2 separate regions of the Homo sapiens genome follow, and region 2 is linked to region 1. Evidence: read pairs that join two places in POLR2A ChIA-PET (ENCODE). Cell type or tissue: MCF 10A. All regions are shown on one strand. Links, peaks and the distances in the headings refer to the core of each region. The heading gives the core; the rest is flanking DNA.

Evidence for each region. ChIA-PET counts read pairs that join two places held together with the same protein. Peaks named below come from ENCODE experiments on the same cell type or tissue, not always from the same donor. Only the 100,000 strongest peaks of a DNase experiment are listed, where the experiment ranks them.
Region 2: POLR2A ChIA-PET joins it to region 1 with 6 read pairs; 1 of 35 experiments calls an interaction of 5 or more read pairs at or near these places.

What each region holds. Positions count from the first base shown.
Region 1 is chr13:113,979,031-113,984,405 of GRCh38, reverse strand. It overlaps RASA3 (RAS p21 protein activator 3), which reads left to right. Exons shown (of 24, transcript NM_007368.4): 23 at 2,548-2,731; 24 at 4,984-5,375. The coding sequence ends at 5,059. Among named protein-coding and RNA genes, the nearest start is that of C13orf46, 7.6 kb to the right of the region's middle. RefSeq lists an enhancer at 5,018-5,375. In MCF 10A, for the core only: no CTCF peak of the experiment used is centred there; a DNase peak (open chromatin) is centred at 3,095.
Region 2 is chr13:114,232,117-114,237,491 of GRCh38, reverse strand. CDC16 (cell division cycle 16) reads right to left here and starts at 2,595. Exons shown (of 18, transcript NM_001078645.3): 1 at 2,360-2,595; 2 at 793-847; 3 at 596-693. The coding sequence starts at 2,407. RefSeq lists a silencer at 2,277-2,636 and an enhancer at 2,747-2,796. In MCF 10A, for the core only: no CTCF peak of the experiment used is centred there; a DNase peak (open chromatin) is centred at 2,621.

The sequences.
Region 1 (5,375 bases), core at 209-5,208:
GATGGGTGGATTGACAGATGGGTGAGTGATGAATGGGTGGACGGATGGGTGAGTGATGGGTAGGTGGACGGATGGGTGAGTGATGGGTGGATGGATAGGGTGAGTGATGGGTGGATGGACCGAGGGATGAGTGATGGGTGGATGGACAGATGGGTGAGTAATGGATGGATGGACAGATGGGTGAGTGATGGATGGACAGATGGGTGAGTGATGGATGGACTGAGGGGTGAGTGATGGGTGGATGGACCGAGGAGTGAGTGATGATGGGTGGATCGACAGATGGGTGAGTCATGGGTGGATGGATGGATGGGTGAGTGATGGGTGGAGGGATGGATGGGTGAGTAATGGGTAGATGGACAGATGGGTGGATGGACGGATGGGTGAGTGATGGCTGGGTGGACAGATTCCTTATTGCGATTTTTTTTCTAGTTATTGCCAGTTTTATTTTTTAATCAATATTCCAGCTGAGAATTTTGCATCTGATACATGGTCCATGGACTCATTCTGGGTGAGAGTGGCATTCTGATGGCCCTACCCGCTTCAGGGTCCTTCTTCCCTCGTCTTGAAGAATGGCACATGTTCACAGCTGAATAGCTCTATGGCCTGGCTTGTAGGGCTTAAGACACCGCAGCCTGCCTTCATTTCATCCTGTTTTCTCTGTTTCCTGGTTTCTTCTGGCAGTGCCTCTGCTGGTGCGGTTCCTTCTCTGCTCCCGGCTGTTGCTGAGATGGTTGGTCAAGTCCAAGGCTCAGCCCCACACTTGTCTCCTTATCAGATAGCCACACAGCCACCTGCTTAATGGTCTCTTCCAAACATGCTGTCTCATTTTTTTTGAGATATGGGTAGGCTGGAATTTTAATTCTCAAATCTTTTAACTCAACCAGCCTTTGAGTTCTGGTTCCTTTTTGCTCAACAATTCCACCTTCAAATCATCTCTCTCCCCACATTTTGCTGTCAGCGGTCAGGAGGAACCAAGCCGCTCCCACAGCATTTTGCTTAGAAATCTCCTCAATTACGTGTCTGATGTCATCACTCGCGAGTTCCACCCTCCCAGAACACGAGGGCATGAACACAGGTCCACTTTGTCACGAGGATGGCTTTTTCTCCACGGTCCAGTAGCATGGCCGTCCTTTCTGTCTGAGATGTTGTTAGAACAGCCTTGCCACCCATGCTCATGCCACCATTCTGTTCAGGGTTACTTAGATATCCCCTAAGACAGGACTTCTCTGCAGCTCTCCTCTCCCGAGCCCCCAGCATTGTCCTTTAAGGACATTCATGGCAGCCATGCCTTTTCCGCTCTGCACCCCCAAACCCCTTCAGCCTTCGCCCAGCACCCAGTTCCAAAGCCAGTCCACATTTGAAGGTACAGCAGCAGCCACTTCTCAGTACCAAGTTCTTGGTGAGTTTGGGCTGCCGTAAAAATTGTACCATAGGCTGGGTGGTTACAGACAGCAGGAATTCACTTCCCAGATTGAAGGCCTGAGAAGCTTGAGATCCGGGCGTAGCAGTGCTGGTTTAACTGCGGGTCCTCTTCTGGGCTGCAGCCCGCCAGTGTCTCATTGTGTCCTCACATGTGGAAGAGGCAAGCCAGCTTCCTTGGTGTCTTCTATAGGGACGCCCATCCCCTGCACAAGGGTTCCACCCTCACGCCTTGTCACCTCCCAAAGGCCTCATCTCCTGATGCCATCCCTTGAGAGTTAGGATTTCAACCCACAGATTTGGGGGCACAAACATTCATTCCATCCAGATGGACACAGCTGCAGGGCATCGGTGCTGGCTCCGGGAGTGCGTGCCCAGGCGCTGTGAGCAGTGAGGCAGAGACGTGTACCTGGTTCAGGTGTTTGGACTCAGGTGGCACAGGGCCCTGCCCTGGCTCAAGGGTTCCATGGCTGTCCGCTAGGGGCGAGGCACCAGAATGGCCTTCAGCAGGAGTGATGTGGTCCGATTAGGAAGGTGGCCCCGGTGCGTAGGTGGGGTCCGGGGCAGTGGTCTTTAGAAGCTGCGGCACAGACTGGTGTCCGCCCTGTGCTCGGCCAGCCCTGGGCTAGGCCTGTCCTGGCTGGACATGCTCAGTGGCAGCTGGGTGTGAAATGTGCTGAACCCCATCGTGCTCACTCCCTCAGCTGACTCTTCAGGGCTGCCCCAGGGCCCATGAGCCAGCCCAGCGTCCAGCTGCAGGTGTCTCTCCTCCTGGTTCTGGCTGGGCGGGCTGGTGGGGCGTGCAGAGATGTGCACATCCCCCTGTGAGAATGGCTGATTGGTGACAAGGCTGGGAGCTAGGGGCAGCAGAGCCCTCAGAGGTGAATGAGGTTGCTCAGCATCCAGCTCCCAATGGGCTTTCCCTGGGCTCAGTGTGGGCACAACTCGCCTACCTGCGGGAATGGTTTCTATCTCCGTCTGCGTTTACGAGTGGTGGTCAGCCCTTTCTGGAGGAGCTTGCGTTGGAAGGATGTGTACTGTGGGTGGGGCCTGCAGCGACGCAGCTGTGTGGAGACGGGGCCGGTGGCCTGGGCTCCTGCCCTGCGCTGACCCCTCCGCCCTCCACAGAGGCCTGTGGGAGCAAATCTGTGTATGACGGCCCGGAGCAGGAGGAGTATTCGACGTTCGTCATTGACGACCCCCAGGAGACCTACAAGACGCTAAAGCAAGTCATCGCTGGGGTTGGGGCTTTGGAGCAGGAGCACGCCCAGTATAAGAGGGACAAGTTCAAGAAGACGAAATATGGAAGCCAGTGAGTGCCACTCCCGTGCCTGCCCTGGACGGCCAGTGTAGTGGGCGGGAGATTGCAGTGGGGGTGGGGCTGCAGGGAGCTCCCGGGTGGGGCCGCCCGTGCTCAGGTGTCCGCCTGGGAGGAGAGTCCCACTTGCACCGGGCTGGCACCTGGCGGTAGTCAGTGGACGTGGCCCGGCGCTGCTGGTCCCTCCTTCAGAGCAGGTGCTGCCTTTGCTCTCCAGGCCCCCAGCCAGCGTCCGGGCTGCCTCCCTGACCTGCTTCCTCCCAGCCTCTCTGCTATACTGGTGTCACGTGCTCTGGCAGTCTCTAGGCCCAGGTCTTGTTCTGCCTTGGTTCAGTGGCACACCCTCTGGCATCTCTCCAGGCCACCCATGGTGCCCGGGAGCAGGGCCAGCTCTGGACGAAACCCACTCTTGTCTCATGAGGCAGGTGTGGCGAGGTTGAGTACGTTCAGCTTAGTCACCAGCTGCAGGCTAGGTGGCGCTTAGCTAAGCTCCACTCCCCCTCACTCCATGGAACAGAGGGTTGTAAGACCCTCATGAGTTGCTGGAAGATTGACTTAAACTATGTAAAGTGCTAGGCTGGCTCTTAGCCTGGAGTGAGCAGATGTGTCTGTGTCACTCTCTCCATCCAGTGGGTACCCAGGTCCACCATGGCAGAAGCCCCCACACGGGCTCATTCAGGGGCGGGTAAGCCCTAGAGCCCTGTGTAGCTGTACAGCCTCCTCCTCACTTCCATCCTCCTGCTCACTCCTCTCTTTGGTCCTCCCTCCCTTCGATCCTCCCTCTCTCCTCCTCCACCCTTCTTCTCCCTCCTTCCCTTCCTTCCTTCTTAACCCCTCCTTCCTTCCACCATGCGGGTCTGGTCTGGGAAGGGCAGTGGTGAGGCTCCAGGAGAGTGACAGGTCCCTGTGGCCCGGACTTGGACCGAGTTGCTCAGGGGACTGAGCCTGCAACACCTCCTGAGTGCTGTGACTTCACCTCTGACATCATCATATCAGATCCCTCTCGACACCCTTCTGGGGAGACAGCCCCATTTGCCTTCCAAATATGTTGCCTCGTTGATATCAGCAGGTCCATCAACCTCATGGCCAAAAGCCAGCAGGTTGAAAATGCGCGAAGCATGATGCTGTTTGTTGTAGTAGAAGGCGCACACGAGGCACACATGGTACAAGATGCACACACATGGCAGGAGGTGCACACACATGGGTGGAGGTGCACACACATGGCAGGAGGTGCACACACGGAGGAGGTGAACACGTGGGAGGAGGTGGTGCACACGTGGGAGGAGGCACACACACGGAGGAGGCGCACACACATGGCAGGAGGTGCACACATGTGGGAGAAGGCACAGACGGAGGAGGTGCACATACATGGCAGAAGGTGCACACGTGGGAGGAGGTGCGCACATGTGGGAGAAGGCACACATGGAGGAGGCGCACACAGCAGGAGGTGCACACACATGGGAGGAGGTGGTGCACACACGTGGGAGGAGGTGCACACACGTGGGAGGAGGTGTGCACACACGTGGCAGGAGGTACACACAGAGGAGGTGCACACATGCGAGAGGGGTGCACACACGTGGGAGGTGGTGCACACACATGGGAGGAGGTGCACACAGGAGGCACACAGAGGTGCACACACAGGTGCACACGTGGGAGGTGTACACACGGAGGGGTGCACACACATGGGAGGAGGTACACGTGGAAGGAGGTGCACACACGTGGGAGGAGATGCACACATGGAGGTGGTAGGCACGTAGGAGGAGGTGCACACACATGGAGGTAGTGGACACACATGGCAGGAGGTGCACACACATGGTATGAGGGAGGTGTGCATGTGGGGAGGAGGTGCCCACGCCTGCTGAGTGTCCCAGCACTGGGACAGATCTGTGTCCCTGGAGCTCATGCTCCCCACACATGAGCACACTCTTTGCAGTGCAGATGTGCACATTCTGCACACGTGCCATACACTCTACATATTCCACATCTGCACATGTATATGCGCTACACACGTGCCACAGGGAGAGCACACGTGCACATGTACTTGCACGCCTGACCCACCTGTGCACACACATCAGAGTCACCGTGGGTGCTTCCGGGGGCACTGTGGTTCCTTTGGCTCCTCTATTTTTTGTGTGGATTGCAGTGTGAGTGTGTCACATTTAGGAACAGGAAAAGCTCCCGCAGCCACGGGTGAGCACCAGGCAACGGGGTCTGTGCCTCATTCCCTCTCCCATCCCCCTTTTCAGGGAGCACCCCATCGGAGACAAGAGCTTCCAGAACTACATCCGGCAGCAGTCCGAGACCTCCACTCATTCCATTTAAAGTCTGCGGGACGCGCCCAGTGGCGCCAGCAAGCTGCCCATGCAAAGCCGCAGCCTTTGGGAGGGAGAAGAGAAGGAAGAGCGCAGAGCCGGCAAAGTGAGATGCACGCCGTCCCGGCCCATAGACAAGTGGCGCTGGGGTTTCCCTCTCCCAGAACCGCTGCCACCACCGCCACGCCCTCCGCAGAAAGCCCACCTGGCCCTGTGGAACGTGTCGTCATTTGATTCTGTGCTTTTTGCTCCTTGTTTGTGGGGATCTGGGGATCAGCTGAAGGATCAGGAAGTGTGGGCTGTGCCCTAGCCACACCACAGCCAGC
Region 2 (5,375 bases), core at 1-5,000, 250 kb before region 1:
AGTGAGGCTCTGTCTCTACCAAAAAAATTTAAAAATTAGCTGGGTGTGGTGGCATGCACCTGTAGTCCCAGCTATTAGGGAGGCTGAGGCAGAAGGATCACTTGAACTCAGGAGTCTGAGGTTATAGTGAGCCACGATCATCCCACTGCACTCCTGGGTGACACAGAGAGACCTCAAAAAAACAAAAACAAAGAAAAATTGCATCAAGTTAAATAATTTCAACAGAAATGGAATATACACCTAAAACCCTAATGACTTTTTTTTTTTTTGAGACAGAGTCTTGCTCTGTTGTCCAGGCTGGAGTGCAATGCACGAACTCAGCTCACTGCAACCTCCACCTCCCAGGTTCAAGTAATTCTCTGCCTCAGCCTCCCGAGTAGCTGGGATTACAGGCGCCTGCCACCACGTCCGGCTAATTTTTGTATTTTTAGCGGAGATGGGGTTTCACCATCTTGGTCTTGAGCTCCTGACCTCATGATCCACCTGCCTTGGCTTTCCAAAGCGCTGGGATTACAGGTGTAAGCCACCGCGCCCGGCCACTAATGACATTTTTTTTAAAGCTCTGAAGAGCTTTAAAGTTCATACCATCACTTACTTTGTCCAGTTTTCGTGACCGAAGTGCATGGGCGGCTCTGTGATATTGTGCTGTCAGGTAAAGACACTGAGCCAACCAATAGATGTCCTGGGGTTCTTCTGGAGGGAAAAATTCACATAAGTGGTCAGAGGTACAAGGTGAAATAGAAAACGAATTTTAAGATTAATCAGAAAACCAGTTAGCATTTTGTCACTTACCACGAGAGAGTGAAGCTACTTTATCTGCCCAAAATAGAGCACTTTGATACTGTTGCTGCATACCAAAAAAAAAAAAAGGTGGTAACTGCCCTGTTATTTTAATAGTCTTAAACAGTTATCTAATATTATTATAATTCTATGTAATATATTAATATAATTCTATGTAATAAATCTTCATCTCAAGACAACAATTTGTTACATCTCTATCTTACATCTCACGTAGGGTAAATTTTAGTTCAGTGTCGCAATACAAACATTCCTGTAATATCTTTGTATATGCAACTTATGAAGGTAATTTTTTAAAACTCATACACTGTAAAAATGTATCGTGAAACATACAAGTGAAATGCAAGTGAAACAGCAAAAGCTAGTCATTAACAATTCATGTGTGATTTATATAACACTTTCAACGAGCTGTTAATGAATCCCAAAGTGAAATTTAGAAGACAGAACACTATACTCAAATACCTTATATAACACAGTGGCAGTTTTAATAACACTCAAGTTTAAAAACACACACACATAAATTAACTAAGCTTCACTGAACATGGGGAAGAACTCACCTCCTCCAAGTCTAACAAAAATGAAGGAGCCGACAATGAGGGCCACCCACAGTGACCTACGGCTAGCTTTAGACCCTGTTCTGCTCCTCAGTCCTCAGTCTTCTACAGTCTCTGCCTCAGTTCCCCTGGAGACAAGCCAGGACCACTGCTGCTAGCCCGAGGCAGGAGGAATGCCAACGGGATAGTTATAAATATGCTCAATACCGGTGTCTCTGGCTGGAAACCGGGCCTGTCATATTCCTCACTACGTCTCCGTACCGAAGAAAAAGTGATCAGAAAACACTGAATTCAACTGACTCATGGTAAATAAAAACACAGCCCTCCAAATGGACTGCAAACATTTGGCCACGTCAGTTAGCACCCAATTCCGAAAACTCTGCATTACCATGGCTTTTCTTTCCCTTTCTTTCCAATTTCCTGAAAGAGCAAGCATTTCAACAAAAAATAAACAACAATATAGATAAAACTGATGCTGCTGATTCTCGAAGACACTTCTTGCCTTAAACGCTCTCTGCTATTCAAAGGTAGTGCAGAGAACACAGACATAGTTAACGAGAATTTTTAAAGTATTGATTTGAGACAACAGGCTTCTTCACATCTTTATTCACTTAAATTCAGCCCAGTAAAAATTACAACTAAACCTCTCAAAAATGTTTTATTAGCTAGCCCTGCAACTTTCCTCCAAAAATTGTCCTTCAACTTGCACTGAGTAGTCAGTGTTTCCTGGGCACCTCCTCCGCGCCAGGTGCAGAACGAGGCTCAGACCCGACTGAGGCGCCCCGTGCGCTCGGGGGCCTCCACTCCCCGGGCTGTGCCCCTCCCAGCTGCAGGGACCGCTCCCTTCTGGGCGAGGCGGAGACAGCGCTGCTGGCCCCAGATGAAGGCCCAGGGCCGGCCCAGTCCTTCCCCACCAAGAGCCCCGACAACAGTCACCCCAGCCCCACGCCGCGCGGAAAAAGACCCGGCGAGGCCTGGGCCCCGCACCCCGAGTCGGGGCCGCCCACCTGGTCGAGGTACTGCCGGACGCGCTTCCGCAGCCGCTCTAGGTTCATGGCGGCGCGGGCCCGGCCTCACGCCACACTCCGCCGCTAGGCGCGCGCCTCCTGCACCCTAAGCACCCCGCCCCGTGCCCGTGCCCGTGCCTGCAGCCGCCGCCGCCGCCCCAGGACTCGAAGGCCGCGGACTCGAAGGCCGCAGGTCCCCACCCACACCCGCACCCCCCACCCAGGCCCCGTGCACTGCCCAGGCTCTTCCGCTCCAGGCAGGCCCCGCCCCGGAAGTCCACAGCAAACGAATCCCATCTGGCGCGGGAAAACGGACCCGAGTTGTTGGTTCCGATGCCTCTCCTGGCACGTGGGCTTCTGGTTGCCTTGGGGCGAGAGCGCGGCCTCCCTGGAATCGCTGCGGCGCCTCTGGGCATTGGCGAGAGAGTCAGGAGGGCTCGGGGCCGGACCACCCACCCGGGCAAAAAAGCAGGTGGCTGCTGAGCCTTCTTTCCCCAGAATGTAGTCAACATTTTAAAAATAAGAGCAACGCACTCTCATTACAAAAAAAAAAAATTGTGTGCACAAACAGCAAATGAAGTCAAAGACAACCTAGGGAAAAATTTGAAACCTATCACAAAATTCGAATTTCCTTATAATGTAGAGCCAATATTCCCTTTACATATATGTAATAAGTCAGTGGGAAGAGACCAATGGCTCAGGAGAAAGACAGGCAAAAAACAGTTCACAGGGAAAGAAATGCAAATAGACTTTAACATACGAAAGAAAGTCCAACTTAATTCATAATAAAAATTAAAATTAGAGTACCACTTTTCATATGTTAACAAAGATCACAAAGGTTGATGACACTGCTAGCAGGAATGTCGGGAAGCAGGCACCCTCAAGTTTTGTGAGTGGTATTGGTATACTCTCTAGGATGAACGAATTGGAATATCTTCCAAATTTAAAGGTGTTCGTGCTGTTAAACCTAATGATTTTTATTTTGGGAAATATACCATGGATTTGCATTTTTGCATGTGTGCAAAATGACCTGTGGTTTCGTTTGTAATAGCAAAAGATTGCAGACAATTTAAACACCCATGAAGTATGGAACTGAGTAAATAGGTCATGATACGCTCACGTAATGGAATACTCGCTGGCTGTTCAAAAGAACAGTCAGCTTTGCATGGACATTGAACGATCTTCAAGATATAGTATGTGGGAAAAAGCAAGTATAGGATCGTGTTTATCGTATGCCTGCATTTGAGTAAAATACGAATTTAATGATAGGTAGAAAAATCCCTAAACTGTCCCAGGAAGGAAAAATGAGAAAACCGGCATAGCGCAAGGCCTCTGGAAGGAGTGCTGGAAGATGAGAGATGGTAGAAGTGGGAGAGGTACTTCCTTGGATATCTTTTTGTGCTTTTGAATTTCAGTCAATGTGCATATATTACCTTTTGTGAAATTAAATCATTCAAACTTAAAATAATTTAAACTTGAAGCTGTTGGAACTTTGAATTACCTGAGCCTTGAGGGGAATGTGGCTACGCGGCCTAGGTCATGCCACACCCAGCTGTAACTTCTGCCTTTTTCCCTGTAAACAATAAAGACCAAATGGCACCGGAGATAAGACCCCCTCAGATCACTACCCCTCCTCATGGAGTTATAACGCAATCTTCCTTCAAATACAGAGATCCCTAACCAATGGAACCGCTGCGGCGTGTGCCCCTGGTCTCATATGAGAACTGTGGTGATCCTGCTGGAGCTTCTGTCTCCGCCTGGTAAGAGAGACCTGAGCTCCACTTGGAAAGGCTGACCCCATTTGTCCAGGTGGCCATTCTCAGGCTCTGTGCTCAAATACACACTATATGTAATCATATTTCTGAATCTCAATATTAAGGTTGACACTTTTAAAAAGTAAATATAACTTTTATAAATATAAAAACCTAAAAGAGTAAAAAAAATTCAAAGAAGCAAAAAAAAAAAAACTTGCTGTAAAGAATCCCACCCACTCAAAAATTCTCTCACGCTACTGTAAGTAATCTGCCGTGTAATTTTCTATGTGTGTGTATACATATATGACTGGGTAATATTTTGAAGTTGTGTTTAAAAATTTGTCCCCCTGTATATTTCCTTTTCCTCCTCCTTTCCCACTTCTGCAAGCAGGCAGTAATCAACTCTGCTCATTAACTTGGGGCAGGCATGTGGTGAGGTGTGTTTTAAGCCATATTTTCAACGACTTCTATCCATTTAATGAGATTCCTAGTTAACCAAAAATGAGTGACTGAGGCAAATGTCTCCATCAGTAGAAGTCTGATGATGGGCCCGGGAAAAACGCAAGCCACAGAAGCATCAACTGTGCCATCCAAATAGGGTTATGGGGACTGGGTGTTTAGGAGGAGACGGCAAGCAGGAGGAAAAAAAGGGAGGGGTCCACAGTGATGCTCTGATTAGTGCTCAGTAAACCAACAATTTACATAAGATGAGGCAAACATCTGACAAGAGGGAGTAGAGGAAAGAGTTATGTAGCCCATATCAGGGTAGGCAGAAGAGTGACTAATCTCATCTTGTCCTTGTTTTGTACCTGGAAGGTAAATTTGTAATTAATATTGCCAGGGCGAGATTTAACAGAAATCACTTTCAGGAGTCCTCTGCCAGATACCCTAACTCATCACTCTCAAGTTCAAAGTTCCAGAGATCCCTAGAGCAGGGGCACAATGCTGCCAGGTTCTTTGCTAATGCACAGCAAAAGTGACCTTTGCTTCAGTTCCTAGTAAGTTTCTCATCTCTATCTGAGACCTTATCAGCCTGCCCATCTCTCCATATCACTATCAGCATTTGGGTCACAACAATTTAAAAGTCTCTAGGAAGTTCCAAATTTTCCCCCATCTTCTTGTCTTCTTCTGAGCCCCCCACATTTTTCCAACCTCTGCCCATTACCCAGTTCCAAAGTTATTTCCGCATTTTCAGGTATCTTCATACGAATGCCCCACTTTTCAGTACCAATTTTCTGTATTAGCCTGTTCTCACATTCCTG